Linked DNA regions of Homo sapiens: regions 1, 2 and 3 are each linked to region 4. A link is a contact called in ENCODE Hi-C or POLR2A ChIA-PET data. All regions are on one chromosome and are shown on one strand. Each heading gives the region's core, a stretch centred on a gene start or an enhancer-like site at or near the end of the contact. The rest is flanking DNA. Distances are from core to core; before and after follow the strand shown. Region 1 holds the start of MTOR (mechanistic target of rapamycin kinase). Region 2 holds the start of ENO1 (enolase 1). Region 3 holds the start of MAD2L2 (mitotic arrest deficient 2 like 2). Region 4 holds the start of NMNAT1 (nicotinamide nucleotide adenylyltransferase 1).

The links. A loop is a pair of places that touch in the nucleus more often than their neighbours do. ChIA-PET counts read pairs that join two places held with the same protein, here RNA polymerase II (POLR2A). Pooled maps may share reads with other maps.
Region 1: a pooled map shows a loop between it and region 4 (9-fold over the local background). The contact joins the promoter of MTOR here to the promoter of NMNAT1 in region 4. A Hi-C loop is called at or near these places in 1 of 37 single-sample maps with no recorded cell type and 6 of 50 pooled maps. POLR2A ChIA-PET finds 5 or more read pairs at or near these places in 1 of 52 experiments (PC-9).
Region 2: a map with no recorded cell type shows a loop between it and region 4 (11-fold over the local background). The contact joins the promoter of ENO1 here to the promoter of NMNAT1 in region 4. A Hi-C loop is called at or near these places in 1 of 37 single-sample maps with no recorded cell type and 5 of 50 pooled maps. POLR2A ChIA-PET finds 5 or more read pairs at or near these places in 2 of 52 experiments (AG04449 and activated T-cell).
Region 3: a map of naive thymus-derived CD4-positive, alpha-beta T cell shows a loop between it and region 4 (20-fold over the local background). The contact joins the promoter of MAD2L2 here to the promoter of NMNAT1 in region 4. A Hi-C loop is called at or near these places in 1 of 168 maps with a recorded cell type or tissue (naive thymus-derived CD4-positive, alpha-beta T cell) and 5 of 50 pooled maps. POLR2A ChIA-PET finds 5 or more read pairs at or near these places in 1 of 52 experiments (T-cell).

What each region holds. Positions count from the first base shown.
Region 1 is chr1:11,261,053-11,264,236 of GRCh38, reverse strand. MTOR (mechanistic target of rapamycin kinase) reads left to right here and starts at 1,686. Exons shown (of 58, transcript NM_004958.4): 1 at 1,686-1,792. RefSeq lists an enhancer at 1,339-1,498 and a silencer at 1,919-1,968.
Region 2 is chr1:8,876,772-8,880,242 of GRCh38, reverse strand. ENO1 (enolase 1) reads left to right here and starts at 1,557. Exons shown (of 12, transcript NM_001428.5): 1 at 1,557-1,663. ENO1-AS1 (ENO1 antisense RNA 1) reads right to left here and starts at 1,408. Exons shown (of 2, transcript NR_038351.1): 1 at 1,283-1,408; 2 at 358-678. RefSeq lists silencers at 834-1,083, 1,804-1,853, 2,064-2,183 and enhancers at 942-1,533, 1,534-2,127, 2,128-2,720.
Region 3 is chr1:11,679,158-11,682,397 of GRCh38, reverse strand. MAD2L2 (mitotic arrest deficient 2 like 2) reads left to right here and starts at 1,250. Exons shown (of 9, transcript NM_006341.4): 1 at 1,250-1,359; 2 at 1,785-1,836; 3 at 1,927-2,045. The coding sequence starts at 1,797. RefSeq lists silencers at 909-1,428, 1,869-1,928.
Region 4 is chr1:9,941,794-9,945,028 of GRCh38, reverse strand. NMNAT1 (nicotinamide nucleotide adenylyltransferase 1) reads right to left here and starts at 1,554. Exons shown (of 5, transcript NM_022787.4): 1 at 1,514-1,554. It overlaps LZIC (leucine zipper and CTNNBIP1 domain containing), which reads left to right and starts at 1,638. Exons shown (of 8, transcript NM_032368.5): 1 at 1,638-1,780; 2 at 2,247-2,405. RefSeq lists enhancers at 1,469-2,038, 1,306-2,505, 2,039-2,609.

The DNA.
Region 1 (3,184 bases), core at 437-2,936, 1.3 Mb before region 4:
AACTCCTGGCCTCAAGCAATCCTGCCTCGGCCTCCCAAAGTGCTGGGATTCCAGGGATGAGCCACCATGCTAGGCTCTAAATTATAATTATTAATGGCTATGTATTTTTCTTATTATGAATGCATCTTTTTTTTTTTTTTTTTTTTTTTTTGAGATGGAGTCTCGCACTGTCACCCCAGCTGGAGCGCAGTGGCGCGATCTCGGCTCACTGCAACCTCCGCCTGCTGGCTTCAAGGGATTTTCCTATCTCAGCCTCCTGAGTAGCTGGCATTACAGGCACCTGCCACCACGCCTACCTTTTTTTTTTTTTTTTTGTATTTTTAGTAAAGACGGGGTTTCACTATGTTGGTCAAGCTGGTCTCAAACTCCTGACCTCATGATCCGCCCGCCTCGGCCTCCCAAAGTGCTGGGATTACAGGTGTGAGCCACCGCGCCCAAACGAATGCATCATATTTTATTGGACTCCTACTTTGAAATATTTAGGAATTTTCAGTGTTTACTATGACAAATAGCACTGTGATTAAAAAAAAATGTAGTCAAATCCACTTTTGCTGTTGATTTTTTTTTTTTTAATCTGTAGAGACATCGTCTCGCTATGTTGCCCAGGCTGGTCTGGAACTCCTGGCCTCAAGCGATCCTCCTGCTTTGGCCTCCCAAAGTGCGTGGGCCACCGTGACCAGCAGTTATTTATTTTCTTTGGTTGTGTGTGTGTGTGTGTGTGTGTGTGTGTGTGTGTGTGTGTATGTATGTATTGAGACGGAGCTTGCTCTGTTGCCCAGGCTAGAGTGCAGTGGCACGATCTCGGTGCATGCAACCTTCACCTCCCGGGTTCAGGCGATACTCGTGCCTCAGCCTCCCGAGTATCTGGGATTACAGGCGTGAGCCACCATGCCCAGCTAATTTTTGTATTTTCAGTAGAGACGGGGGGTGCGGGTGGGGGAATTTCACCATGTTGACCAGGCTGGTCTCGACTCCTGACCTACGGTGATCCGCCTGCCTCGGTCTCCCAAAGTGCTGGAATTATGGGCGTGAGCCACCGCGCCGGGCCAGCTATTGATTTTTTGAAAGGATTTTTAAAAAATAATGTTGCTTTGAAAATTTTTATTTATGACTAGCTCTTTTGGTTAAAACTTGGCTATGGTTTCTCTGGAGTGATCCTGAGTTGGATAATTTTGGGAAAGTTAGAGAATCTAATTAAAAACATTTTCAAATGCTTATTAATTGTAACAAAAGAGATATCACAGGATCCATAAAGAGCGCTAGCCCGAAACGTCTTTTGATGCAGTAATTCCTGGGCACCGGCATCGCTCACATTCTCCTCTCAGAATTACACCGGGAGGGGTCGCGAACCTCTGCTAGCCGCTCTCGCTGCGATCCGGAGATACCCAGACACCGGACTCCTTGAGTTCACAGCCCGGATGCAGAAGGGAATCCTAGCAGCGCCGTACCGGATGTGTGAGTGGAAGTGACTGAGGTGAACTCACGACCGATTGGTTCTCCCGAGTGGACCCAAGCCTGTTTTCACCTGCCACTGGCCGCGTGGTTTGTCTATTTGAACAGTCCCCGCCCCCTGGAGAAGCCGGGTCCTGAAGCTTCTCTTCTTCATTACTATTGGCCTGTTTTTCAGTCCATCTTCTCCCTATACCTGTCGATTGGTCCTCAGGGCTGGGAACCCTCCTTCCCTCGCTCCCGGCTTAGAGGACAGCGGGGAAGGCGGGCGGTGGGGCAGGGGGCCTGAAGCGGCGGTACCGGTGCTGGCGGCGGCAGCTGAGGCCTTGGCCGAAGCCGCGCGGTGAGTCTAGGGCCTGGCACGACCCCTCTAGGGCGGCGTAATGTCCAGACCCACGGCCAGCCTGCCCGTGGGGGGGCCAGGGGAAGCCGCCCGTCTGGGACGTGGGGTCCCCACATTGCCGGCCCCACGACCTGGGCACCGTCTGAGGCCTTGACTCCCACCCCTCGAGGCAACGCCCACCTCCCCGGGACCCCCAAGAGACCCCTGGACCCTTCGGCCCGCGGTACGTCCGCCCGAAGGCCGGCCCATCAGCTCTGGTATTGCCCTTTGGGTCTTTTGCCTGTCACAGCCACCCTTTCTTTTGAGCCACGTATAAAAATTGTGTATCTCTGCCCCAGGGAACACTAGCGTCCGTGTCAGCCCCTTGTCCTCCACTGTGGACACCTCTCAGAGATCCAGTCCCCGAAACTGAGCTTGGTTACATCGTTGGGGTACATCTTCTCTCCCTCTCCCCCAGCCCCATCCCTGTTTCCCCCATCCAATCTTAACTTCCTTAAGCCCTATCAACACCATTAGGATATTTGACTTCAGATATCCTAAGTTTAATTGAATTCAGTCTGGAGCAGATGGCCTGTGGGCCTCAGATCATATAAAGATACACTGGTTCTTTCCTGAGAATAGAAATCCCTTGCCAGCCACCTTCCCCCCTTTCGGACGCACACACATACACACAAACTGGAGTAGTTTTCTTAGCAGGGATTCTTAAGTTTCTTCTCCCCTAAAGGATGACATTTCTTTCTGCAGTCTTCTTCTTGGCAGTGGAGTATTTGAAAGCTTTACAAAACCAATTATTCCCAGGTTTTTCCTCTGTGCCTTACAAATTCTTTCAAAAATAAGAATTTTGAGAAATTGGTTTTGTAGCATAAGCTGAACATACTTGGGATAGGTGTATGTTACACCCATGGCAGTGTGGGCATAATTGAGGAATGAGGGAATGAGCTCAGGAACTAATTGGTGTTTTTTGTTTTGTTTTGAGACGGAGTTTCGCTCTGTCGCCCAGGCTGGAGTGCAGTGGCTCGATCTCTGCTCACTGCAAGCTCCGCCTCCCGGGTTCCCGCCATTCTCCTGCCTCAGCCTCCCGAGTAGCTGGGACTACAGGCGCCCGCCACCATACGGCTAATTTTTTTTTTTTTTTGTATTTTTAGTAGAGGCGGGATTTCACCGTGTTGGCCAGGATGGTCTCGATTTCCTGACCTCGTGATCCGCCCGCCTCGGCCTCCCAAACCCGGCCAGGAACTAATTACTTTCTTTTAGCTTACATTTGAAGAGCTAGTCCCCTGTAGAACTGCGTTGTTCAGTACAAGAACCACCAGCCACATGTGGCTGTGGAGCACTTGAAATGTGACTAGTCCAGGCCGGGCATGGTGGCTCACACCTGTAATCCCAGCACTT
Region 2 (3,471 bases), core at 308-2,807, 1.1 Mb after region 4:
CTTAGAGTCCTTACCAGTAGGAGATGTTGGCTGTTGATTTAGCTGCTGAGTCATGGGGCTGGGGATAGTGGTTTTCAGTAGCCAAAAACGTTAGTGTGTTGCTGGTGAAATCACAAACTCTGCTTGCAAAATTTTACTCTTTTTTTTTTTCTTTTTGCTGAATTTAATCCTAAAGTTCTTGCTTCTTACTCACTGGAAAGCAAATACTATGGTCTCAATAGGCCTTAATTTTTAACCAACGCCATGGAAACCTGTCTGTAGCTAAGAGGATAAAAATGCTAGGGGTTAAGGAAGAAAAGCAGGTTTTGCAGCTGACCAGAAGAAATAATTAAATTCAAGTACATATTTGAACACCTCTTTACAAGGAAATGAGGAAAATCAGATGTTTTAGTTCTCTTACAGACCAGCAGTAATGTTGAAAAATATAAAAGTAGCCGTAACAGAAAACGAAGTGATCATCTCAGCCCTCCCTTGGAGTGGGGGGATATATTGCGGAGCTGAGTTTTAATGGCTATCAGTTCTTGATCAGAAAAGTGAAATCACTCCAACTCCTTCCGTATTCCACGGAATATGACCCGTCTTGAACTTTGAGAAATTCCCCGGGTCTGTGTGAAATTCCAGTTCCAAATAATTCACATGAATGGTTCACAAGAATCCAGGTAGGTTTGATCTAGTTCCCTAGATGGGAATGAGAGGGATGTAAAATTTGAGAGGCAACATGACATGGACTAGAGAGAGAATGAATTAACACTGGGGAAGCACGTGGGGGCGCGCCGGACACCTAGAAGGCACTCAAAAAGTATGAGGTAGAATTAAAGGAAAGTGAACCTTCCTTTGGCTGTCTCGGCCTGATTCTCACCGCAGCAAGGAGAAAGGGACAGGGTCACCTTGGCGGGTGCCAGGCGGAGCCCGGCCAGACGGGCGCGGCTGGAGGGCAGCGCGCAGGCGCAGGCGGCGCACGTGGCCCCGGACACGCAGCGCTGCGGCGGGGCCAGCGCCCCAACCCCGGAGTGGGGCCGAGGCGCGCAGCCTCTCAACGACTCGACGCCAACGGGGTCTCTCGGATCGCGGCGCGAGGCAGGAGGGGCGGGGCAGGAGGGCCGCGGCAGGCCCGGGCCGCCAAAGTTGTCAGCAAGGTCGAGGGCCGGACGTGGGGCCCCAGAGCGACGCTGAGTGCGTGCGGGACTCGGAGTACGTGACGGAGCCCCGAGCTCTCATGCCCGCCACGCCGCCCCGGGCCATCCCCCGGAGCCCCGGCTCCGCACACCCCAGTTCGGCTCACCGGTCCTATCTGGGGCCAGAGTTTCGCCCGCACCACTACAGGGCCGCTGGGGAGTCGGGGCCCCCCAGATCTGCCCGCCTCAAGTCCGCGGGACGTCACCCCCCTTTCCACGCTACTGCAGCCGTCGCAGTCCCACCCCTTTCCGGGAGGTGAGGGAATGAGTGACGGCTCTCCCGACGAATGGCGAGGCGGAGCTGAGGGGGCGTGCCCCGGAGGCGGGAAGTGGGTGGGGCTCGCCTTAGCTAGGCAGGAAGTCGGCGCGGGCGGCGCGGACAGTATCTGTGGGTACCCGGAGCACGGAGATCTCGCCGGCTTTACGTTCACCTCGGTGTCTGCAGCACCCTCCGCTTCCTCTCCTAGGCGACGAGACCCAGTGGCTAGGTAATGATTGGGGAAGGGCTGAGCAACGGGCAGGCGGCGCAGGGCTTTTCTGGGCTTGTGGGGCTCTTTTCCCTCCGAGGGAGGCGGCGCGCCCGCAGGCCCAGCGTGGCGGGGTCGGGGGCACGTGCAAGCCGCCTCCCTGGGTGGGAACTGGCGCCCCCGCTCACCCCGAGGCCCGGGGCGGGGGCGCAATGCCAGGCGCACGTGCTGGGCCCCCGATTTCTTTGGAGGGGAAAGTGCAGATCAACACGTGATTACCGACTGCGGGGCCGAGTCACTGTCAGGGAAGGTCGGGAGCTGCACACGCGAGCTGCTTAGCACAGCGGGAGTTGGGAGTGGAAGTTGCTTTTCCATCGTAGCCAAGTGTAAGGTTTTTGGGATAGACGCAGACTTAGCGGCGGTGGCCACTCAGGCCAGGCCCTTCCTAAAATGGAGGAGGGCGGCGATAGTGGAGATGGCCACGAGGCTGCGGCCCCCTCCCCCACCGGTAGCCCCCGCCTCTCGCCCGCGCTCGCGGCCCGCGCTTCTGCCTAGTAAGCGGTGACTCATTTAACTCCGAGAAGGCACCTCTTGAGGAACCTACAGCAGAGCCGTTAGATCATTGGCAAGTCCTCCAGGCGACCTCGCCCAAGTTGGGCAAGAGCGGCTCCCCGGCTGGCCACCAAAAATCGGGCCTGATCTGATTTGGTTTTTTTTTTTTTTTGAGTTTTGCTATTGTTGCCCAGGCTGGAGTGCAATTGCGCGATCTCGGATCTCGGTTCACCGCAACCTCGGCCTCCTGGGTTCAAGCGATTCTCCTACCTCAGCCTCCCGAGTAGCTGGGATTACAGGCATGCGCCACCACGCCCGGCTAATTTTGTTTTTTTTTTGTTGTTGTTGTTGTTTTAGTAGAGGCGGTGTTTCACCATGTTGGCCAGGCTGGTCTTGAGCTCCCGACCTCAGGTGATCCGCCCGCCTCGGCCTCCCAAAGTGCTGGGATTACAGGCGTGAGCCACCGCGCTAGGCCAAGAAGGATGTATTTTAAGAAAGCTTCCTGTTCAATGTTCCCCTGCTCTGTGCGCTTCTCTGGGCGGTAGGGTCCATTGCTTCACTTGCCTTTCAGGCCCACCCGGGCCCTGACTGCTCCATTCATTTACCGTGTCCCTAATTCGGGGTTCCATCCAGGCAGCTAAAAAAGCTGTGAATGGTCCGGGCGCGGTGGCTCACGCCTGTAATCCGAGCACTTTGGGATGCCGAGGTGGGCCTCCTCAGGATCACCTGAGGTCGGGAGTTAGAGACCAGCCTGACCAACGTGGTGAAACCCCGTCTCTACTGAAAATACAAAAATCGACCAGGCGCGGTGGCTCACGCCTGTAATCCTAGCACTTTGGGAGGCCGAGGTGGGTGGCTCACGAGGTCAGGAGATCGAGACCATCCTACTCTACTAAACCCCATCTCTACTAAAAATACAAAAAATTAGCCGGGTGTGGTGGTGGGCGCCTGTAGTCCCAGCTACTCTGGAGGCGGAGCCTGCAGTGAGTCGAGATCGTGTCACTGCACTCTAGCCTGGGCGAAAGAGCGCGACTCCGTCTCAAAAAAAAAAAAAAATCACCTGGGCGTAATGGCAGGCGCCTGTAATCCCACCTACTCGGGAGGCTGAGACAGGAGGCTGAGGTTGCAGTGAGCCAAAATGGCGCCATTGCACTCCAGTCTGGGCGACAACAGCGAAACTCCGTCTCAAAAAATAAAAAAAAAATCACACTTTATTTTCACATCCTAAGACGTTTGTCTTTTTTTTTTTTTCTGAGACGGAGTCTCTCTGTCGCCCA
Region 3 (3,240 bases), core at 1-2,500, 1.7 Mb before region 4:
GATCTGTGTCCAAACAGACGGATGGGACTAACAAGCTCTTACGTCCCTGGAGGTCACAGACAAAGTCCTCTTGGCTTCTGGTCCTGACTTGTTGCCCACTAACTCCGTAGCTGCTTCTCAGATCTTAGTTTTCTCACTTGTAAAATAAGGGGGCTGTAAATAAGTGGAAGCCCTGGTGTCAGAAGAGGCATCAGAGCTGGGTTTGTATTCCCACTGTGTGATTTTGGCGAATTAGAGAACGTTTCTGGGCCTGTTTAACCATCTGTAAAGTGGGGCTATAAAATGGAGACTTAGCTGCTAGGGTTAATGAGAGAATTAACGGAATCAGTGTTTGACACATAAGAAGTGCTCGATGTTAGTCATTATTTTTTATTATTTTAGTAATATCATCTCTGAGGGCCCTTACAGGACTTCCAGACCGAGTCCACGCCCCTGGGGGACTTGGGAGCAGTAAAATGTAGTGGCAGGAGGCACCTCGGCCATCGCCCACCCCACCAGCTGGGAGACTCGGGCAGGTTATTCACCCTTCTGCACCTCGCTTGACTTATCTGTATAAAGAGAACAGTCACAGTAACTGCCTCATGGAGTTACTCCCAGGACTGAGATAATCCACGGACACACTTAGCCCAGTGCCCAGCACTCGGCTGGAGCTCCAAAAAGGTCAGCTATTGTTATGAAGCGTAGGGCGGGGAGGGTTCATCCTCTTGGGCGGTCAGGCCAGGCTGCATTTAGGTACCCGGTGGGGGCGGAGCAGGGGCGACGCCGGTGCACGCCCTCTTTTTTTTATTTTTAAAATTTCACCCGGGCCTTGACAACCGGTACAATCCTGTCCTCCCCTGTTCCCGCCCCCGAGCCAGAGGATTCGCTTTTGCGTGGGCAGCTGCAGGGATGGTGACTCGGGCTAGCTCAGATGTGGCTGCCGTTAGTCCCCAGCTGCGCGCTCCCCCGTCCCTCCCCAGCCCTCTTCCGGCGCCTGCTAAAGCGAGAGAAATGCCCTCGGGGGAAGATATGTAGCGATCCAATGGAACGTGGAGATCAACGTTGTGTTTTCTTCGCGCCCACCCGAAGTTGAAGGGAGGTGGCGCGGCGGGTCTCAGCCCCTCCCGGACGCCGAGGCCCGGCCCCCGCCCCTCGGAGACCCGCCCCCGCATGCGGAACCGCCCTCTGCGAGGCCCGGTTTGGGCCGTGCGGGAATGGGCGTGGCCTGGGCGGGGCGGGCGCTAGGACCCACCGGAGCGCCGTGAACGTCACCGAGCGGCGCCGAGGCCCCGGGTTGAGCGGGAGGCGCGATCGGTCCGGTCGGTGGCTCCCCGCGGCGGGGCCGGGCCCGATCTCGGGCGGGAACCGAGCGCAGAGCCGGTACTGGGGGAGGGGAGAGGGGGCGGGATTCCCGCCGGGAGGGATCCGGCGTAGCAGGGGGCGGAGTCTTATTCCAACCCCGCTTCGCTTTCCGCATGTCCCGCTTTGCGCTCCCGGCCCTGGGCATCCCGCTGTTTCCCTCTGCGTCCGCGGCCCTGCCCTTTTCGGGGGCACAGCTGTGGTCTTTCCACCCCGCGAGACAGCGGGGCGAGGGGGCGCGGGCGGCCAGTGGATAGAGGCTGATGCCCCCAAGCACGGACGCCAGCGTGGGGGTGGAGGTTCTTCCAGCTGCCCTGAGCCTGTGCGAAGCGGGAGGTCCTTCCCCAGTTCCCACAGACTGTGGGGAGGGAAGAGACGGTGGAAGCGAGCGGGTTCTGGGCTCCTGGGTCTCTGGAACTACCCTCTGCCCTTGCCCCAACACTCAGGTAGCGGGAAGGATGACCACGCTCACACGACAAGACCTCAACTTTGGCCAAGGTAGGGAGGCTGGACCTGCGGGCCCGGGGGCGGGGGCGTCTGGGCCGGCGGGCTTCCTCGAGCGCGCCACCGGCTTGTGCCCCCCTGCAGTGGTGGCCGATGTGCTCTGCGAGTTCCTGGAGGTGGCTGTGCATCTCATCCTCTACGTGCGCGAGGTCTACCCCGTGGGCATCTTCCAGAAACGCAAGAAGTACAACGTGCCGGTCCAGGTGAGGCACGTCCCAGAACCACAGAGTGGGTACAGGGTGGACTTTTAAAAATTCTTTGGTCGGGCGCCGTGGCTCACGCCTGTAATCCTAGCACTTTGGGAGGCCGAGGCGGGCGGATCACCTGAGGTCAGGAGTTCGAGACCAGCCTGACAAACATGGTGAAACCCCGTCTCTACTAAAAATACAAAAATTAGCCGGGCGTGGTGGCCAAGGCCTGTAATCCCAGCTACTCAGGAGGCTGAGGCAGGAGAATCCCTTGAACCCAGGAGGCGGAGGTTGCAGTGAGCCGAAATTGTGCCACTGCATTCCAGCCTGGGTGACAAGAGCGAAACTCCGTCTCAAAAAAAAAAAAAAAAAAAAAAAAAAACCTCTTCCACTTCGGGCCAAGCCACCTCATTCCGCAGGGCCCTGCCCATGCCTTCCAATGCCTTCCAGTTCCAAAGTGGTGATGCCTACCCACCCCTCAGAAGAGAGTTCCCCTTGCCAGAAGTTAGGGACCAGGCCTGATAAGAGTTACCCCGGGGGTGGCCGGGCATGGTGGCTCACACCTGTAATCCCAGCACTTTGGGAGGCTGAGGCGGGCGAATCACAAGGTCAGGAGTTCAAGAAACCAGCCTGACCAACATGATGAGATCCTGTCTCTACTAAAAATACAAAAATTAGCCTGGTGTGGTGGTACGCGCCTGTAATCCCAGTTACTAGGGAGGCTGAGGCAGGAGACTCGCTTGAACCCGGGATGCAGAGGTTGAAGTAAGCCCAGATCGTGCCACTGCACTCCAGCCTGGGCGACAGAGCAAGACTATGTCTCCAAAAAAAAAAGTTACCCTGGGGGCATGGTGGCACTTTGAAGGAGCTCGTGAAGCTGGTGAACCTTGGTGTGAGGAGGGTATTTCCAAAAACCTCCAAATCTTCTCCCTACCATTTATCCTAAACTCAATGGGTTAAGGCTAAAAGGCAGACAAAGCAGTGTGCATCGCACTGTAGCTCCAGTCCCTAGAAGTGCCTGTCTCTGGAAGGCACTCAGGAAACATGAGAATAAGTGGTAGAAGCTCAAAGGACATCCAGGTGGTCCCCGCTTCAAGTCCCCACACCACCATTGTTTTCTCACTTCCAGTATGGTATTCAAGACATTACTTGAGGTAGTCAGCACTTTATTTTTTATTTTATATTTTATTTTATTTTATTTTTTGAGACT
Region 4 (3,235 bases), core at 305-2,804:
TTCCTGACCTTAAGTGATCTGCCCGCCTTGGCCTCCCAAAGTGCTGGGATTACAGGCATGAGCCACTGCACCCGGCCGACTTTTGCAAAGGAAATTCTTTGAATCTGAAGTGTCTTGCAAGGTAGAGGCTATTGCAACCATTTCAACTAGTGTGTCAACAGTCTTCTCTAAGGTGGGCTAGAAAAATGGTTTCATATTCAAATTGTAACTCTGAAAAACAACTGATGGTAATAAAGAGATTCCATAATCAGACAGAACTAAGTGAAACAATTAGTTTTGGTAGAGTTCTGTGGTAATCATAGTTAGAAGTTTATCCTGGGTAGCTGAAATATAACTAACTTCAGACTCCAGGCCTGTCGGTGGCTTGTGCCAATCACCACAACACTTTGAGGGGCCAAGGCCAGAGGATCGCTTGAGCCCAGGAGTTCAAGGCTGCAGTGAGCTATGATCACACCACTGCACTCCAGCCTGGGCAACACAGCTCTTGTTTTTTAACAAGACATTGTTACTTAAAAAAAAACTGCCCTGATGAAACAATTCTACCATGAACACTGATGTTGTTCTGTGGACTACTTCAGGAAGATGGACTAAGAACATCATTAAATAGTTCCAACCAGTTTCTGGGTAATTTTATTTTTAATTTTTTGTTATGAGGGTCTTGCTATGTTGCCCAGCCTGGGCTCAAATGATCCTCCCACCGCGGGCTCTCAAAGTGCTGGGTTTACAGGTGTCACACCGCGACAGCCAAGGGTAACTTTTTTTTATTTTTATTTTTGAGATGGAGTCTCGAACTGTCGCCCCGGCTGGAGTGCAATGGCGCGATCTCGGCTCACTGTAACCTCCGCCTCCAGGATTCAAGCGATTCTCCTGCCTCAGCCTCCCGAGTAGCTGAGATTACAGGCGCCCACCACCACGCCCAGCTAATTTTTTGTATTTTTAGTAGAGACGGGGTTTCACTATGTTGGCCAGGCTGGTCTCGAACTCCTGACCTCGTGATCCGCCTGCCTCGGCCTCCCAAAGTGCTGGGATTACAGGCGTGAGCCACCGCGCCCGTCCAAGGGTAACTTTTTAAGAGCTGCCCTACAGCTCATTACCTCCTTCTCAAGGAGCATGAGTGTCAAACCACCTCCAGCAAAGTAGATGTAGTCTTTTACAGATTTGGAAAGAAGGATTTAGGAGGAAAGGGAAGTCGTTCGGAATGAAGGATTTCCTCCTCTGACGCCCAGCCGTCCCCCGTTAAGCCTAAAGGTGCCAGACCTCAAGACTCTTCTAGAAAGAGATTTTTCCTTTCCAAGGTGAATCCATCTGTTCCGAAGGTCAGAAGCTATTTTACCGAAGTTTTCCGTTCCACTGAAAAAATTAAGGGTCAATCAAAGCTCCTTGCCCCAAACCTGAATATGAGCTTGCCTCGGGTCATATTCGACTCTAAAGACTCCACCACACCATCCTGGACTCCCCTATATCTAGGACAAAAAGCGACCAGTTTCTCAGGGGCTCCTTGCGGGGAGCTTACCGCGCCCTCACTGTCCGCCGGCCCGAGTGCTACCGGAGATCACCAGCGGCCCGGACGCCAGCGAGTGGAACATCTCGGTCGCACTCTCATTGGTTCCAGGGGGCCGGAAGTGCGTGCGTCCAGCGGAAGTGCTCCCCCGGCGCGGTCCGCCAGGCCAGTGCCCTCAGGTAGGCGGGGCCCCTGGCCCTAAACTCTGGGACTGGCGGGCGGTCAGGCGGCACAGGGGGAATCCCGGGGGCCTAAGGAGGTTGTCCCAGTTTTTGTCAGGTAGGCCCGGAAGGAGTTTCGGGGACCATGGGTTTACGGCTACCTCTGGTGGCAATTGGGGCCTGTTGGAGCCCGGCCGCCGCGGGACCTACGTGCCGGACTTCAAGTTCCCGCGTGGGGTGGGATTTGCTGCGGTGGCCGGAGCTGATTCTTCACCCAGTCCTGTTGGTTCTGGGCCAAACCCTCCTCACTTTCAAGGAAGAGGCGTGCTCTCCGCCCTTACCTTTTCCAAGCCTCTGGGTTTGACGCCATCCCTCAAGGCGTGTCCGGATGCGGGATTTTCCTCAAAGACCCTCTCGGCCTCGCTAGGAAGAAACTCAGAAAGGCTGCGGTAGGCGCAGTCGAGGGGGAAAGTGCCCCCGCCCTTGATGTCTCAGGCTGCTCAAGTGGAAGTTATCTGGACTGCCTTAGGGCAAGTTTATATATAGCAAATAAAATTACTTGTTAATGGTTTCCTTTTTTCCAGCATCTCCACCCCGAGGTGGTTTGAACTTTGAGCCTTTTGTAGTCCTGATGAATAATTTCATTTTCCTCAAGTTTATGACACTCGGAACGTCAAGAACTGGAGGTTTGTGCAATTTGAGACCGGTCGGCACTGTGCAGAGATCAGAGTACTAAGAGACAGGTGAGCATGAATGAGGACCCTCCGCTCCAGATATAGTGTCTGAGAGCGGTTTCTGTAGTTTCGTAAAAGTGAAAAGTGCACCACATTTAGTGACTACTAGGTGGTGCCAACGAGTTAATCTTTCGGGGATAAATCTCAACTAATGTAGTACCAGGTTAAGGCTTTTAAAATGCACCCATTTTTACTGAAATGTATTCAGAATAGCTTTAGCTCCTTAAAATATGTTGAGCCTTTATATACGTGACCAAATTATCGACGTTCTATTCTGTATTAGGTACTGAGAAAGCTGAGAGAGGAATCAGACTCATATTCTGTTCTCCAGAGTTTAGTCAGAGGAGATAACGTATTATAATAAAATCATATATAATTAAAGGCAGAAATAAGTGCTAAATAGAGAATAAGATTTGAGCTGGGCGCGGTGACTCACGCCTGTAATCCCATCACTTTGGGAGACTGAGGCAAGTGGATCACCAGAGGTCAGGAGTTCAAGACTCGCCTGGACAACATGGTGAAACCCCATCTCTACTAAAAATACAAAAATTAGCCAGATGTGGTGACGCATGCCTGTAGTCCCAGCTACTGGAGAGGCTGAGGCAGGAGAATTGCTTGAACCCAGGAGGCTGAGGTTGCAGTGAGCCGAGATCGCGCCACTGCACTCCATCCTGGACGACAGAGCGAGACTCCGTCTCAAAAAAAATTTTAAAAAAAAAGATTTGAATGCTAAAGAAGAAGCAATCAATTCTCATTATTCATCTACCAGTTGTTTATTCGGCACTTTTTGTCTGTCCAAGATTGTGCTGGATGCTGGTGTATAAAGAAAAGGTAAAGGC